2 separate regions of the Homo sapiens genome follow, and region 1 is linked to region 2. Evidence: chromatin contacts called from ENCODE Hi-C or POLR2A ChIA-PET data. All regions are on one chromosome and are shown on one strand. Each heading gives the region's core, a stretch centred on a gene start or an enhancer-like site at or near the end of the contact. The rest is flanking DNA. Distances are from core to core; before and after follow the strand shown. Region 1 has its middle 59 kb from the start of MINDY4B. Region 2 overlaps ERICH6-AS1 (ERICH6 antisense RNA 1).

Region 1 (5,992 bases), core at 290-2,789, 120 kb after region 2:
TAGGATATGAGACTTCACAACCTGCTAAAAATGAGCTTTCCTAACAACGTGGGACCTATTCTTCTACGCGTAAACTCTCTTAGCCATGAGAGATCAGACAAAATCCAAGGCCAGAGACTCATTTTCTTCCAAAATTGCTTACTCTGAAAGGTTTTAAAAATAAAAGTGGGAAGAAATGTGAAAAGAAAATAACTCGGGAACCCAATTCACTATGCCAAAAGGAAAAATAAAGCTGAAAGCTGAGTCATGCAAGAAACTGTCTTTCCTTTTGTTCCTAAGCAGATCTTTAACCTTTTACCTATAACCATCTCCACAGGTAACCACTCTATGTTCACCTTATCTTATGTAAAGTACGGAATTACTGAGCATGTTATGAATACATAATTGACTATTCTCCTACCTGCTCCATTTCTCTTGCAACATGTGGATTCAGTAATATGACCATACCCTCCCTCTTTCCCCTCTAGTCTGCTTTTCCCCTTTAAATATTGAAGCTCTCAAAATCGTCTTTGGAGAAAAGGCACAGACCTGTCTCCCAGGCATGTCCTTAACCTTGACAAAATAAACTTCTAAATTGATTGAAAAAAAAATACATGCCAAACTCTTAACCATTAGACTTCTACTAAAATTTGATCATTTTTTCTTTCTTTGATAATTATTTCATTATTGTCTGAAGGACATTAAAGTACTTAAAAAGTATTGCTATAGTTCTAACACTGTTTGCAAATAGATTGCAGCTGCAGTTATTTAAAAATGAGAAAGCTGAAGGCAGAGAGAAAATGTTATTTTCTTCTCACACAAAATCATAAGCCAGACTTATTACAAGAAGTCAACTTTTCTGACTGAACAGGTATCTGTTACGGGTTTCTATAAAATGTGTATATTTCCTAGGCTGCATTCTTCCCTGTCTTATCAGTTCAGCTCTCTGGGCAGCTTGCCCCTTACCAGTCTGTTTTGAGATACTTTGGAGGTTCTCTCTGTCTCTTTCTCTCTCTCTCTCTCTCTCTCTCACACACACACACCACACACACACCACACACACACACACACACACACACACCCCACCGCTATTCCCTATTCCCTATTCTTTCCATCAAAAAAGGGAACTGTTCAATTAGCTCACCAAAAGATACCTTTCTATCAACACCTAAGGACTGATTAAATTTGCTTCTTAGAACAAAGGATGGCTCACAAGGCAGTTTATGAAAAGGAGGAGCACAGAAAAATGGGAGAGACAGGATAGGTTTCAGAGTTATTTATGTAGTGGCAAACTCCATGTAAACAAAACTATCAAGAAGCTCTCTGAGTATTTATGGAGAAAAGAGCTGGGGGTGCGGGCAGTGGGGAGTGGGCAACAAAAAATAAACACAGCCTGGGCGTGGCCAGTAGATTAGAATGACTGCTGTTCATAAAATTTCTTTGATTGTTCTTGGAAAAGGGTATCACATTGAGGGCAGAACAAGGAGATTCGTCATACCTTACATACTTGGAACTATTAAATTCTTGGCTAACTCTTTCATCCTTACCCTTGTGCTAGCAGCCTCCACTTAAGCATTCAGGGCAAGGTGACCTGGGTCACTTCAAGGAACACAGTGTTTTCCATGGTGTACCATTTCCTTTTTAAAATGGAAAATTTTGTTCTATGGAAGAAATTACAAATTGGCTTTTAATTTTACATTTTACACGGGGCTGCTACAAATAACTTCAAGCAAAGATTATAGCCATGTGTACACAACAATTTTTTTTGTCTTTATTACCCTGAAAGTTCATGCCCTGGAGTATAGCATAACTGATGTTACTCTGCACTGGATTCACAATTTGAAAATGATGCATAGTGTGCACGTTTGCACATACCTCATTAGAGATCCAGTACTGCTTGTATTCTGAGACAATCCTGTGAACAACCAAATGAGAAGGCCTATCTTATATTTTACAGTGACAATTGAGTTTGCTTATCTACCTCATTTGCACACCTCTTGTCTCTCTGTTTGGTTTTAAATTGCTTAGTTAGTGAATCTGTCTTGCTTTTAAGTAGCAGTCAAGTCATTGCTTACCTGCCACCTTTGTTTTGTCCATCAGGGTTTCCCTGTCTTTCTGCCTGGCCGAGTCTGATTAGTTCTTGAATAATCTGGGCTTCTTGGGCTGCTGCTGAGGGGTAACCTGCATGCTTCCTGTAGCACATCTCATGCCCAAGATGGTCAACCACTAAGGAGAGGAAGGAGAAAGAGTATTGTGAATTTGAGTGTCCTCTGGGAGAGGGAGGGGCCAGTTGAACTAAACTAACTAAAATCGAGTAGATCAAAGAATGAGCCAGATGGGGGGTCTACCCATTTTGACCAAGCAGCCTGTCTGTTAATCCTATGCAACTGAGTCTCTCTAATACCTGATGTATTAATCCATGTGTAACAAGAAGTATCAGCAACTGCACAGATTTCTGCCTGTTCAGCCAGTAGGCAGTCTAAAGCAGTTCTATTATCTAGTACAATTTTAGCAAGATGATTTAAAGAAGTTTGTTGTGTAGCTGTAGCTTTGCAGTAGAATCTGCTATAGAGCCAATTATGAGGGAAAGAACCTAACAAATAATGTCCCTTCAGAATGGTTAATGTTTCCTGGCAATGTTCTCTTTAATCTATGACATAGGTTGAATAGTGGACCAATGTTCTGTTTTTGACTGATTATGGAGCAACAAGGGGACTATTAAAATTCCTAGCCCATTTTGGCCTTCATTTTCCATCCATCAAAGCACTAGATTGTCCACACATAAGGTTGGCCATGAAATTCTCCACAAATAAAACTATACCCCATGGGTGCACACAAGGTTCCTTTTCCAGTTCTCTTGTTCATGGACACATTATTTGGAATGGTGGAATGAGCAGTTTCTACCCAAGGGTCTGAATCTGCATTATTACAGATTAAAGCATGCTATAGTACCCTGGGACATATGTCAGTTTACAAGAAACTCCATTTGGGCTTTTGATGCAAACCTGTCTTGTGATATGCTCATGGGTTTTGTTTTTGTATTCCATTACTGAGTTAAATTAGAACAGGGAGTGAGAAAAAGTAGGCCTAGAAATCTTACCATTATTACAATTTGAACAGCAGTCATGTCAGGAATGTTGCTAAAGTTACCCACTAGGAGAACTAAAGGATCCCTTAGGTCATGTAAAGATCTGTGTTTGGCATGGCAGATATAACACTTCATCAAGTAACCCCCAGAAGAAACTAACTGTGAAATCTAAATTTCAGCATGATCCTGCCAGTGAAAGAGGCAGGCATAAGCAAGGAAAAATTAAGAGAAGTAAGAGTTTCATGGTGGTAGAGAAGTCTTGATCTGGGATCTTGGGAAGGCTGTCCACATCTAGGATGTCAACTGCTTCTAAGGGATAACTTTCCTGGTTAGCTTTACATTAAGGTTTCCAATGGGTGTTACAGTTCCAAGAAATTGGAGAAACCCTTCTGTGTTGTGAGATTAGGGACCCAAATTATAAGGTCCTGAAATTTTGCTGCAGTGTGGACTGTAAGAAGAACTTTGTATGATCCCTTTCAATGAGGTTCAAATGTAGTCTTTCTCTGAAGTTGTTTCCATAAGACCCAGTCTCCAGGTTCTAGGTTATGTAGGGTTTGATTGTCTTCAGTGGTGGATCACAAAAAGCCTCCCTTACTGAGTGAAAATATACTTTGGCATAATGCATTAGAGCCTTGCAGCATTTAGTCAGAATTTAGAAGAGCAGAAGATACATGAGGTTTTATTATTAGGGGTATAGGCCTTCCAGTGACTATTTCATAAGGGGTCAACTTATTTTTTTCAGTGGAAGTGGATCTTATTGCCATCAATCTGCAATGTCTTTGACCAAGCCAATCCAGTCAATTCAGTTAGCTTTCCCTAATGTTACTGTATCTATAATACCTTATTTAACTATTTTACAACTTGTCCAGTTATACAAGTACCTCTATTGTTGGAGATTTCTCCAGGAATGCCCCATGAGGGAAACAAACTTTCTAGTAACTTTTAAGCTACTGTTATCACATCAGCTTTCCTGCATGGGAATGCTTCTATATAACCAGAAAAACACGTGTTGAAAATGGCAATTGAATGAAATTTCTCTATAAATGGTCAAACAGCCCATTAGGTAGCAGAAACATACCTTCAGTTTTGATTGTCTCCCCAGGAATATGAGTTTGACAAACCAAACATTGGTCATAAGCCATTTTGGCAACCTTAGAGCAGTCACCACACCACATTTTTATAATTTTAATCATTTTATCTTTTCCATGATAAGTCATGGTGTGCAGAACTTTTAATGGGAGCTTGAAAGACTCAGGAAGGATAGGTGACCGTCTATGCTCTCCATGAGTTCATGTTTAACATTGCATTTACATTCTTCAAAATGTCAATTTTTTTTCTCCAATTCAGGTGCATAGCCCTGTTTATTAGATAGATTATCATATATAAGTTGAATTGGATTAACCTTACAAAGTTCATTCAAATTGCTGATGTCAGCAATTTCAGTACTGGCTGACTTAACCTAAAAATCTGCAAAGTGGCCATCAAAGATTTTAAAGGCAAATATAGAAGTTTACATCATTTTGGACAAAAAACTTAGCTCTTTTAATATTGAGAAGACTCAATTTTCTTAAGTAATCAAAGATCTAATAGAAGACAACATGAAGAACAGGAAATTATTTTAATAAAACACCCTACTTTTGTTTCACAGGCCAATTATCTAAAATACCTTTTACAACTTCCTATTAAAAGAAGAGGCTTACTCCAAGGAAATCCTGTTTCAATGGAGAGGACCAGATTCTACTTTTGCATCAGTGTACTTTTGATATTAATGCTCCATTTTTAAAAAAAAACTTATAATTCCCTTCTAATTTTAGCCACCCTGATCACACATAAAATTTATTTCCTAAGATTCATAAACTTTCTACATTTTATATCCTTTAAGTCATTTGTCCTATAGTTTTCTTCTTTCTTATTTTGGGACAATCAATCATTCTACTTTAGGAAAAAATTACTTTTTTTAAAAAAACAAAAACATACTTTTCATCTAAGCTTCACTTACAAAAACATGTCTTACTTTTTTTGTTTCTCTTATTTCTAATTTTAATTGCCATATATTAATTCGACTTTTTAAGTATTAGTAACCCCAATTTCTAGTGAAAACCTAGGAAGTGAGCAATTTTGAACTGTTTTGTATCAGCATTTAAAATAATTTTTAGAAACATTTTCTCAAAACACAATTTTTGTTTATTAACAGACCCACATATTAGCTTCTCTAGACTGTATAAAAACATGCCAAAGTTTGTAAAATTAAACTTTTGCTTAAAAATTAAAGTTTTAGCATTTTAACCTACTTAGAAATAACCCAGACATTTTATGAATCTCTCTTAATTTATTATGACTTTAAGACTTCACTGAAAAAGAATTTTGAAACTATGACAGGTTCACCTAAACAACTTTTATCCCATTCCATCAGGGGGTTATATCAAGGGACCTTTGGCCTTTTCTTTACTGACCTGTTTGATCATTACCCTAAGTAATTGTTAGCTAGGTTGTTCATTGTAATTTCTGCCTTCTGACTTTAAAAAATTTCTCCAAACTGGGGTAAAAAGAGTGAATTGATTTGGGATCTTGTAATGTTGGCAGACCGGCAGGTGTTCCTCTGTTTTGTCTAATCTTTGGTAGATTTACCTTTTGTTTTAACCCCATCACTATTTGCTTTACTTACCCCGTTTTTAATAACTATTAAAATTTTTTTAAATTAATTATTTTAAAAATAGAGACAAGGTCTTGCTATGTTGCCCAGGCTGGTCTTGAACTCCTGGGTTCAAACAATCCATCTGCCCTGGCCTCCCAAAGTGCTGGGATTCCAGACATCAGCCACTGTGCTGGGGCAACTATTAAAAAGTTTTAACCCAAATTTGCATTTCCAAAGGAATGGCTTAGTAAATAAGGTAGAAAATTTCCATCTCAAAAGCACAGAGCTGA
Region 2 (5,960 bases), core at 1,436-3,935:
AATTAAAATGTAGTGTGTCCTTACAATGGAATATTACTTGGTGATAAAAATAAATGAATTACTTATATATGCTACAACGTGGATGAACCTTGAAAACATTATGTTAAAGAAAAGCAGCCAGTCACAAAGGACCATGTATGTATTGTGTGATCCTATTTGTATGAAATATACAATAGGCAAAACAGGCAAATCTGTAAAGAAAGTAGAGTCATGATTTTCTAGAATCGGTGGAGTTTGGGGAAATGGGCGGTGACTGCTGATGGGTGTGTGATTTCTTTTAGGGGTGATGAACATGATCTAGAATTGATTGTGGTGTTCTTACACATCTCTGTGAACATACTAAACACCACTGAATGGTACACTTCAAGTGGGTGAATTGTATGGTATGTGAACTATATCCTAAAAAAGTTGTTTTTTAAAAAGGAAAGGAAATGGTTTACTTTTGAGGGTAAATTGAAAGCTCCCCACCCAGATATTATTAACAACAGTTAATGTAACAGCAGTATAGAGCACTGACCCTGCCATCTGCGTGTATCTTCATTCTGATATTCCTTTCTCTGTCCATCATATGCCCCTTGATTTTGCTTTTCTTTTTTTTAACTGATAGAGTCGATAATTTTATTTTCACATTTCACAATACAAATGAAAACTGCACTTTTTCTGGTCCCACTTCTCCCGTCTAATACTATTCTCTCTTTGATAGGAAGGAGGAGCAAGTCTTCTTTGTCATGCTATTAAGAAAATACCCAGAGTCACAGCACCATGATCTCCTTGTGAAGCAGAACAAGTAATATAAAACTGATCTAAAGAGGCCTCCCCTCTACTCTTATCTGTCTGGTCGAGTCATTTGGGTCCAAGTGGGCACCATTGTGGGAGGGTGGGAGGACTCATCACTGGGGGCCCAGGCATCATTGGCATGTGGCCTCCTGTGTTAGTTTGTTCTCATGCTGCAAATAAAGACAACTTGAGACTGGATAATTTATAAAGGAAAGAGGTTTAATGGACTCACAGTTCCACATGGCTAAGGAGTACTCACAATCATGGCGGAAGACAAAGGAAGAGCAAAGGGACATCTTACATGGCAGCAGGCAAGAGAGCGTGTGCAGGGGAAGTCCCCTTTATAAAACCATCAGATCTCATGAGACTTATTCACTATCGCGAGAACAGCATGAGAAAAACCCACCCCCATGATTCAATTACCTCCCACCGTGTCCCTCCCATGTCATGTGAAGATTATTACAACTCAAGGTGAGATCTGAGTGGGGACACAGAGCCAAATGATATCACCTCCAATGGGCAGCCTCATTCCAGGAGCACATCCCATTGGCATCATCCAGGAGGAGGGGGGGGCCATCATTGGCATCATGGGAGGGCCCCCCAGCTGGGGTGCTGGCATCATACCTGGTGAGGAACAGGAAGAGACTGGGGGGAGGTTGGATCATCGCTCCTGCAGGAGGAGGAACAGAGAACAGAGTAGGAGGTGTTCTTCCTTGTTGAGATGCAGTCTTTGTTCTGTCAGCCAGGCTCCGAGCCTGCTCTTCTATCCATTTCTGGTAGTAGTCTTTCACATTCTCTTTGTGTTTCCTTCCACTGCAATGGTAGGTTCTCACAGATGGAGAGTCGTGGGTGAGGTATGTATTGCAGAAGTCACAACAAAACTTAGGCATGTTGCTCTGTAGCCCGTTAACCACTCTCTTCCCTGATTTTGCTTTGTTTTGATGTGACATTGAAGCACTGCACATGCGCAGAGCAGCTAATAGTTCTTCCCTCTTTGGATTGTTGGATGAAATTTTTTTGAATTTTATTTTTTATTGATACATAATAGATATATGTGTTTTGGGGGTACATATGATAATTTAATATATTTATATAACTTGTTAAGAACAAATCAGTGTAATTGGGACAGCCACCACCTTAAATACTTGTCCTTCCTTTTTGCTGGAAACATTTGTATTATTCTCTTAGCTATTTTGAAATATACAATAGGTTATTCTAAACTATAATCACCCTAGTGATCTATGAAACACTACGTCTTATTTCTTCTATTGGATTAAATGATTTAATACCTGCAATGCTCTTAGCATTGTGCCTGGCACATGATAAATAAATATTAGCTGTCGTTATTCCGACCCAAAACAAGAACATTTTTTATTGTTACAGAAAAAATTGGACCATTGATTATGTTTCACCATTTAAGTGGCTATTGTTTGCATGCTTTCGACAGTTCTATCCCATGCCCTATACATTTACTTTCCCCCAGACCTCCCTCCCCTCCATCTTCAACCTATTACAACAGGGTGTAATAATATAGACGAACACTAGAGGGAAGCATGCAATTGCAATGAAGAAAATCGGCATCAGCACACTTGAAATTCAGACAAGAAGATAGAAGATGTCTAGTATCAAAGGAAAGTGAAATGTCTTCCTTTAATATAGTGTCTTGTAGTATTCTCCTATAGGAGGGAAGTATTATTACTCTATCGGATGAGTATTCCTACTGGAAGGATAGCTGCGGCATTTTAAAAAATCCTGCCTGTATGTGCCTGCCATAAAGATGTCACATAACCATTTCCTCACGTGCTGTTCACTCCACACCCCAGCTCTCCTGAGAGCACTTAGCTTCTCCCGTGAGCCGGTTCCTCCGATGGGAGGCATTTGGAAGCCTACATTAGTATAGTGCTGCCTTACAACGCACTTTAATGTAATATCTAGTCTCTGGGAGGCCCAGGAGTGCTTCAAATTCTAGGCTTCCCTGAGATGTCCAGTGCATTTCTGTTGAGGTGTATATGGGCTCACTCGGCCTGAGTCCCTCAGGGGCAGGAAACGTACCCCATCTTCACCTTTGCATCCCCAGCAGTTTGCAGTGCTGGGCATGCCCTAGAGAAGCTGGATAATGTCTGTTGGACTAAACTGCTTCATGAGCTGCAGACAGAAAAAGAGGGAAATTTATGCTCACTTTATGCCTGAGCAATGGGACTCTAAACTGCACCCCTAACCAGTGAATATTTTTCATTATTTTTCTGGATTATAAAAGTTCATGCTCATAATGTGAAAATCATGCAAAAAGAACATCTAAAATATTCATAATCCCATCCATCCAATATTAACCTGGGGAATACTACAGATTCTTTTAACCTTATGTCAGAGTATAATATATAAATATATGTGTGTGTGTACATATATATAGTGTTTACATTTATGGCAGCATGGAACACCTATCTTTTAAAAATTTTTTTTGAGATGGTGTCTATACTCTGTCACCCAGGTTGGAGTGCAGTGGCGTGATCTGACTCGCTGCAACCTTGGCCTCATCCTCCCACCTCAGCCTCCTGAGTAGCTGGTACCACAAGCGTGCACTACCATGCCCAGCTAATTTTTTGTATTTTTGGTACAGACAGGGTTTTGCCATGTTGCCCAGGCTGGTCTTGAACTCCTGAGCTCAAGTGATCCACCTGCCTTGGAATCCCAAAGTTCTGGGATTACAGGTGTGAGCCACCATGCCCAGCCCTACATCTATCTTTTTTTTTTTTTTAAAACTAATCCCTTTCTTTTGGGAATTTAAGCTGTTTCTCAATTTTTGCTTTTTTTAAAGAGCAGTCTGGTGAATATTCGTGTAGCTAAGTGTAAGCCCACATTCTTTATTAGTGTCTTAGGATAAATTCCCAGAGGCAGAATTTCTGGGTGATGGGTAATTTACATTGTCACCAACAGTGACAGTGCCCTTGATCAGATGAAGAGTTTTAATTAAACGTCACACCAGAACTCCATAATCTTGTCTCAGTCATGTCATCGCTGCTCAAAACATTTGGTGAACTCTGTTTGGTGATCCAGGCTATGACTCATATAAGAAAATAAATCTTAATCTCTCATCTTGCCTTTGATCTTTGACTGTTCAAGAAAATCTAATTTACCACAAAAGGACAAAGACAGCAACCATGGCAGATTTTCATATAGGTGTGCCACCAGAGTCAGGAGGAGATAGGGAAATGCTTCCCAGACTGTTCTGAATAGTGGCAAATCAGAGAATAATTCCTCTAAGTCTTTTTGGAAATTAGAATGGAACTTCCCTATCATCTGAAGACTCCTTATGGATTGAACAAGGAGGGCCCTCTTGACTGGTTTGTCTTTCTTTCTTTTTCTTTCTTTCTCTTTCTTTCTTTCTTTCTTTCTTTCTTTCTTTCTTTCTTTCTTTCTTTCTTTCTTTCTTTCTTTCTTTCCTTCTCTCCTTCCTTCTTTCCTTCCTTCCTTTCTTCCTTCCTTCCTTCCTATCTTCTTTCTCTTTCTCTCTCTCTCTCCCCCTGCTTCCTTTTCTTTTCTTTTCTCTTCTCTTTTTTCTTTCTCTTTTCTTTTCTTTCCAGGGTCTATGCTATGCTGCCTAGGCTGGTCTCAAATTTCTGGACTCAAGCAATCCTCCTGCCTTGGTTTCCCAAAGTGCTAGGATTACAGGCATGAGCCACCTTGACTGGTTTCTTCCTTAAAGGTTCCTAAGCTTCGCCTTTTTTTTTTTTATCTTAAAGATGGACACAGAGATCTAAACATTAAAACAATTTATTTATTGGAGTTTCCTCATAGAAGGGTAAGAGAGACAGTTGCACCTGACTGGGTGCTTAGTATTTCTATAGAGTGGCTTAAGCATGGCAACTGATTAATGAGAGGAGCAGGAGGTGACTTGCATTGTTTTTACTAAGATAATATTTTGTTTTGTTTTGTTTTGTTTTTTTTGGAGAATGGCAGATTGGGTTTATTGAGGGAGGCGACTGAAAGGAACTCAAATCACCCCCTTGGTACTGCTATTTATATTACTGCATTGTGTGGAAATCCTTAGTGGCAAATAAAGCTTTGGGCTGATGTTTAAGGCCCTCTACAATATAATCTTAACGCGACTTTTCTAGCTTTAACTTCGCCTACTCTTACACAGACCTGAATGGATGCTGCACATCCTGTTGGCCCAGCTGCAACTTCAGCCACTGCTGTAGCAACCAGTTTTGTGCAGGTGTGGCTGATGGCTCTGGCTTTGGCTGCCTGACGTTTCCTGGATCCTGCAGCGTGGCACAGGACACATTTGCCTCCTGGTTGCCTTCTGGACTTGCAGGGTACTTACCGTGATAGGGGGTACCCTTTGATGAGCTGGGGATGGGAACTGGAGGGTGAAGACCTCCCTCTTCTCTCTCTCAGTGGACAATTCTGAGGTCCTTCTACACAGTGCCTCAGAAGCCCCTAGCGGGATTGAGCCTCAGTTACCTAAGGCAGTGACCGGCGGATAATGCACCTGTGCTGGCTTTCTTTCCTCCCCTACTCCCCTCTTCAGTCCTTCAGTCTGTTGCCTGGAATCACTTTCCTAAATAAATGTCTTTTTTTTTTTTTTTTTTTTTTTTTTTTAGAGGGAGCCTCGCTCTGTTGCCCAGGCTGGAGTGCAGTGGTGTGATCTCGGCTCCCTGCAACCTCTGCCTCCTGGGTTCAAGCGATTCTCCTGCCTCAGCCTCCTGAGTAGCTGGGATTACAGGCACATGTCACCTCGCCTGGCTAATTTTTGTATTTTTAGTAGAGATGGGGGTTTCACCATGTAGTATACACCATAAGAATGTGTATAACTTTGCCAGGCTGGTCTCGAGCTCCTGACCTCAGGTGATCTGCCCACCTTGGCCTCTGAAAGTGCTGGGATTACAGGTGAGAGCCACCATGCCCAGCATTTCCTAAATAAACTTCATATAAGCTTTGTCTCAGGCTCTGCTTGCTTTGGGGAAACAACAGTCACCACCCTATTTGCTGTTTTTTGATGATGTTCCTTGCTCTTCATCTATTCAGTTCTTTAATACTTGCCTGGGGAACATCTAGTGTGCTCCTGGTCTGGGAAAGGGCCCTAAAATATAAAACGGAATCAGTCACAGGCCTTGCTCTTGAGGAGTTCTTGGTTTAAGAGAGAGAGAGAACAGACAGCTTAAAAAAAAAAAAAGTCAGTG

Evidence for each region. A loop is a pair of places that touch in the nucleus more often than their neighbours do. ChIA-PET counts read pairs that join two places held with the same protein, here RNA polymerase II (POLR2A). Pooled maps may share reads with other maps.
Region 1: a loop to region 2 is called in a map of IMR-90, with 2.9 times the contacts of the local background. The contact joins two enhancer-like sites. A Hi-C loop is called at or near these places in 10 of 168 maps with a recorded cell type or tissue (GM11168, GM12878, GM18951 and 6 more), 5 of 37 single-sample maps with no recorded cell type and 13 of 50 pooled maps. POLR2A ChIA-PET finds 5 or more read pairs at or near these places in 2 of 52 experiments (Panc1 and activated CD8-positive, alpha-beta memory T cell).

What each region holds. Positions count from the first base shown.
Region 1 is chr3:150,843,137-150,849,128 of GRCh38, forward strand. No RefSeq gene overlaps it. Among named protein-coding and RNA genes, the nearest start is that of MINDY4B, 59 kb to the right of the region's middle. RefSeq lists an enhancer at 5,737-5,992. Within about 2 kb of position 1,540, at least 2 of the 41 ENCODE cell types and tissues checked have a DNase peak (open chromatin) inside an H3K27ac peak, as active enhancers do.
Region 2 is chr3:150,719,166-150,725,125 of GRCh38, forward strand. ERICH6-AS1 (ERICH6 antisense RNA 1) reads left to right here. Exons shown (of 3, transcript NR_121675.1): 3 at 704-981. It also overlaps the pseudogene SNRPCP3. Among named protein-coding and RNA genes, the nearest start is that of ERICH6, 18 kb to the left of the region's middle. Within about 2 kb of position 2,686, at least 2 of the 41 ENCODE cell types and tissues checked have a DNase peak (open chromatin) inside an H3K27ac peak, as active enhancers do.